2 separate regions of the Homo sapiens genome follow, and region 1 is linked to region 2. A link is an interaction called in ENCODE POLR2A ChIA-PET data of the cell type or tissue named here. Cell type or tissue: PC-9. All regions are shown on one strand. Each heading gives the region's core, and the rest is flanking DNA. Links, peaks and the distances in the headings are about the cores only. Region 1 has its middle 4.0 kb from the start of YWHAQ. Region 2 has its middle 6.7 kb from the start of RRM2.

The links. ChIA-PET counts read pairs that join two places held together with the same protein. Peaks named below come from ENCODE experiments on the same cell type or tissue, not always from the same donor. Only the 100,000 strongest peaks of a DNase experiment are listed, where the experiment ranks them.
Region 1: POLR2A ChIA-PET joins it to region 2 with 5 read pairs; 2 of 35 experiments call an interaction of 5 or more read pairs at or near these places.

The regions. Positions count from the first base shown.
Region 1 is chr2:9,633,580-9,636,396 of GRCh38, reverse strand. No RefSeq gene overlaps it. Among named protein-coding and RNA genes, the nearest start is that of YWHAQ, 4.0 kb to the right of the region's middle. In PC-9, for the core only: no CTCF peak of the experiment used is centred there; no DNase peak of the experiment used is centred there.
Region 2 is chr2:10,114,627-10,117,443 of GRCh38, reverse strand. No RefSeq gene overlaps it. Among named protein-coding and RNA genes, the nearest start is that of RRM2, 6.7 kb to the left of the region's middle. In PC-9, for the core only: no CTCF peak of the experiment used is centred there; a DNase peak (open chromatin) is centred at 1,153.

The sequences.
Region 1 (2,817 bases), core at 197-2,696, 480 kb after region 2:
CATGGAGGTCAGATGTAACTTCTCCCACTGGGAGGTAGCAGTCTGATGGTGGCAGTGGGAGAGGAGGGGAACCATGTAGACAATTAAAGGGAACAGACAAGGGACAAGAAGGCACCTCTTTCGCTGCTGGATGTGTCGAGCGTAAAAACAGAGCCTTCCGTATGAAAATAAAATCAGTTGCTGACTCAGGGGTAGATACATATTCATCCACCCACCAACCTCAAATAACTAAACATTGTTCCCAGGCCAGCAAACACTGGAGCTTCTGTCTTCCATTGCAGGTAGCACAGATTCTTGTTTGTTGTAGTAGAAGATAAAAATCAGACAGACCTGTTTTTAAGTCTTTACTCTAAAGTTTACCAATTGGGATAGGTAATTGAACCTCTCTGAGCATCAGTTTAGTCAGCCAGTGGGAACTATAATACCTAAGTTTACCCAGCTGTTGAGCGTTCACCGAATACAAGATAACAAACAAACAATCAAACAAACAAACCCTTACCCTCAAGAGGCTCATGGTCTGGTAAGGGAGAGAAGAGAGACTGATATGTTGCAGACATACATTAAAAGCTATTAAAAGATATCCATATCTGGCCAGGCGTGGTGGCTAACGCCTGTATTCCCAGCCACTTTGGGAAGTCAAGGTGGGCAGATCACCTGAGGTCAGGGGTTCAAGACCAGCCTGACCAACATGGTGAAACCCCATCTCTACCAAAAATACAAAAATTAGCCAGGCGTGGTGGCATGTGCCTGTAGTCCCAGCTACTTAGGAGGCTGAGGCAGAAGAATTGCTTGAACCCGGGAAGTAAAGGTTGCAGTGAGCCGAGATGATGCCACTGCACTCCAGCCTGGGCAACAGAGTGAGGCTCCATTTAAAAAAAAAAAAAAAAGATATCTATATCATTTGTTGGGTAAAAAAAAAAAAGGTTACTAAATGCATTCAACAGAATACACACATGTATTTATATGTATGTGTACGTGTGTAGAGAGAGAGATTTATTATAAGGAATCTGCTCACACAGTTATGGATGCTGGCAAGTTCAAAACCTGCAGGCCAGCAGGCTGTAGACCCAGGAGAGCTCACGTTCCCTCTCTAGTTCTAAAGGCATCTATGGGGGACCCAGGAAGGGCCGGCGCTTCGGATGGAGTCTGAAGGCAGTCTGCTGGAGAATTCCCTCTTGCTCAAATAAGGATGCTCTTTGTGTGTTCTTTTCAGGTTTCTGATTTGATGAGGCCCACCCACATTAGGGAGTGCAAACTGCTTATTCAAAGTCTACCGATTTAGGCCAGGCACAGTGGCCCATGCCTGTAATCCTAGCACTTTGGGAGGCCGAGGCAGGTGGATCACTTGAGGTCAGGAGTTCAAGACCAGCCTGGCCAACGTGATGAAACCCTGTCTCTACTAAAAATACAAAAATTATCCAGGTGTGGTGGTTCACGCCTATAATTCCAGCCACTCGGGAGGCTGAGGCAGGAGAATCGCTTGAACCAGGGAGGTGGAGGCTGCAGTGAGCCAAGATCACACCACTGCACTCCAGCCTGGGTGACAGAGCGAGACTCTGTCTCAAAAAACAAAACCAAAAAAAACACCACCAACAACAAAGCCCACCGATTTAAATGTTACACCCTCAAAGAAACACCCAGAATAGTGTTTGACTAAGTATCTGGGCATTGTGACCCACCAAGTTGACACATGCAACTAACCATCACCCTGAACAAAGTGAATCAAGTTTCAAACTAAGGAATATGTAGAAAAACTTTCTTGACCAGGCTCCCTTGATTTCCCTGCCTGTGTGTGACTCTACGAAACCTCATTTAGCACCCACAGGCCAGAGTTGGGGGGCAACTTTCTCTGCCCACTGCACAGAAGCACCAATAATAATTATATGAAGAGTTTGGGTGAAAAGTCCCACTCAGATGTTTGCTTGTCACTAAACTAGCTGCCATATGGCAGGAAAGGAAGAAGTTTCTGGTGATCCACTGGTCTGAGCAAATAAATCACTGAAACGATTTATGAGAGTGAGCTTAACCTGAAGGACTCATTCATTCTGAAATGTACATGGAATGTAGCCATTCTGTAGACCATTAACTGCACTAATTACAACAATGATTCAAGAGATAAGCTTTCACTAAACATTTAATAAAGTTCTAAGGCTCCTTGCAGCAGGATAGCATCCTGCCAGCGCCGTACCCCACCTCCAAGCAGAGGGAAAGAAGGAAAGAAGAAAACACTACTTATGGAACACTTGCTATATGCTCAGCATTTCCCTATGTGACAGCTCATCTAATCTCCAAACAACTCTTTGATGTAGCGATGATGATGATGATTTTTGAGACAGGGTCTCACTCTGTTGCCTAGGCTGGAGTGCAGTGGTGCAATCATGGCTCATGCCAGCCTCGACCTTCTGGCCTCAGGCGATCCTCCCATGTTCAGCCTCCCGGGTAGCTGGGACTACACGCATACGCCATCACACCCAGCTAATTTTTATGTTTTTTGTAGAGACAGGTTTTTGACATGTTGCCTACACTGGTCTGGAACTCTTGGGCTCAAGCAATCCACCCACCCCGACCTCCCAAAGTGTTGGGATTACAGACATGAGCCACTGTGCCCAGCTGGGATTATTTTTATAGATTACAGGTAGAGAGAATTGAGTTTCAGAGAAGATCAAGGTATCCAAGGTCAAATCACATATAAATAGCAGGGCTGAATTTAGGGTCTTCTGGCTCCATGTTAATGTGCTCCTTTTTGTTCCAGGAGCTTCTTCATACCAGGTAACTTAGAAAAAATAATAAGAACTTCATAAATAAAGTAATAATTTC
Region 2 (2,817 bases), core at 31-2,530:
GAGGCCGAGGTGGGCAGATCACAAAGTCAGGAGATTGAGACCATCCTGGCTAACACGGTGAAACCCCGTCTCTACTAAAAATACAAAAAAATTAGCCGGGCGTGGCAGCAGGCGCCTGTGGTCCCAGCTACTCGGGAGGCTGTGGCAGGATAATGGCGAGAATCCGGGAGGCGGAGCTTGCCAAGATTGCACCACTGCACTCCAGCCTGGGCAACAGAGTGAGACTCTGTCTCAAAATAAATAAATAAATAAATAAATAATAAAAAATAAAAATTCCTAGTGTCTGCCACATCTTTTTTTTTTTTTTAAAAGAAACAGGGTCTTGGCCAGGCACAGTGGCTCACGCCTGTAATCCCAACACTTTCGGAGGCCGAGGCGGGCGGATCACCTGAGGTCAGGAGTTCCAGAACAGCCTGACCAACATGGAGAAACCCCGTCTCTACTAAAAAAATTACAAAATTAGCCACGTGTGGTGGCACATGCCTGTAATCCTAGCTACTTGGGAGGCTGAGGCAGGAGAATTGCTTGAACCCGGGAGGCGGAAGTTGCGGTGAGCCAAGATCGTGCCATTGCACTCCAGCCTGGGCAACAAGAGCAAAACTCCATCTGAAAAAAAAAAAGAAACAGGGTCTTGCTCTGTCACCTGGTCTGGAGTGCAGTGGTGCAATAATGGCTCACTACAACCTTCAACTCCTGGATTTAAGCAATCCTCCCACCTCAGCCTCCCAAGTAGCTAGGACTGCAGGTGCACACCACCACGCCCGGCTCATTTTCTTTTATTATAGAGACAGGGTCTCACTATGGGTCCCAGGCTGGTCTTGAACTCTTGGCCTTAAGTGATCCTCTAGCCTCAGCCTCCCAAAACGCTGACATTACAGGCCTAAGCCACTGTGCCTGGGCTTTGTCCATTTATTGATTGGGTCATTTATCACTTTCTTATTGATTTATAGGGGCTTTATATGATTTGGACAGTATTTCTTTCTATTATATATGTTGCAGTTTTAGTTTCCTAATATTCCATTTATGTCTTTTTTTTTCTTTTTTAAAAAAGTATTAAGCTTTATTTTGAGGTAGTTTAAGACACACAGAAGTTGCAAAAATGGTAAAGTTACTCATCCAGGTTACTCAATATCTTACATAACCATAGTACATTGTCAAAATCAGGAAGTTGACAGTAATTAAATTACTAACCTTGTTTGGATTTCACTGGTTTCTACATGCAGTCATGTATAGGTGTATGTGTACATGGTTCTTTGAAATTTTATCACGTGTAGATTTGAATAACCATCACCAAATCAGGATACAGAACTGTTCCATCACCACAAAGAAGATCCCTGTGTTGCTCCTAATTGTTAACACCCTAGCCTTAACTCCCGGCAACCACTAATCTGGTCTCTATCACTGTAATTTGTCTTAGATAATATTCTATAAATGGAATCATATAATGTGGAACCCTTTGAGATTAACTGGCTTTTTTTAACTAGAAATAATGCCCTTGAGATTCATCCAAGTTGTTGAATGTATCAACAGTTTCTTCCTGTTTATTGCTGAGTAGTGTGCATTTCCTTGGATGGCTGTTCACCTGGTGTGGGACATCTGTGTATTTTGCTTTCTTGTTTTATTTACTTTTTTTGAGTTGGGATCTCACTACGTTGCCCAGGCTGGACTCGAACTCGTGGGTTCAAGTGATCCTCCCACCTCAGCCTCCCAAGTAGCTGTGATCACACATGCATGTCACCAGGCCCTTGCTCACATCTTGCTTTCTAACTAATTAATTTCTTTGCTTATCCCCTCTCAAATATTGGTTGGGTTTACTTCTTTTTTTTTTCTTTTTTTTTGAGACAGAGTCTCTCTGTCGCCCAGGCTGGAGTGTAGTGGCGCCATCTTGGCTCACTGCAACTTCCACCTCCTGGGTTCAAGCAATTCTCCTGCCTCAGCCTCCCGAGTAGCTGGGATTAAAGGCACCCACCACCATACCCAGCTAATTTTTGTATTTTTAATAGAGAAGGAATTCCACCATGTTGGCCAGGTTGGTCTCAAACTCCTGACCTTCAGTGATACACGTGCCTCAGCTTCCCAAAGTGCTGGGATTACAGGCAAGAGCCACCGCACCCGGCCGCTGTTACATTTTCTTTTGAGTACGGTTTTGGCAAATCCCACAGGTTTTAATGGATAGTGATCTCACTTTTGCATTTTTTAAATAGTCTGAGATGTGGGTTTTGATTTCCTTTATTACCTAGATCTGGTTTATTTAGAATGTTAAAACTTTTCATCTCCATGTGCTTTGATTTTCATTTTGAATATCTTTTCATTCAGATTACATTGTTAGAATCATTAGATGAATTTTAGGAGAACTGACATCTTTATGATATTGAGTCTTCTAATCCATGGCCACGGTATATCCCTCCATTTATTTATGTTGTCCTTAATTTTTTTCAGTACTTTTTTTTGTAGCTTCCTATATAGCGGTCTTGCACATTTAAAAAATTTTTCTCCTGGATATTTATTATTTCTTATTCTATGATAAGTAGTATCATTTAACTTTTTTATTTTCTAAATTTATGCACTGATATATATAGACATTGTTTTTCATATTATTAACCTTAAATCCTACAACCTTGATCAATTTGTAATTAATTTGGTTTATCTGTGGACTCCTTTATGTTTTCTTCATTCACAGTCATGGTGCCTGTAAAGAATGACAGTTTTACGTCTTCCTATCCAATCTTTATGCTCATTTTTATTTTACTTTATTATCATTATTATTATTTAGAGACAGGATCTCACTCTGTCTCCTGGACTCAAGTGCAGTGGCAC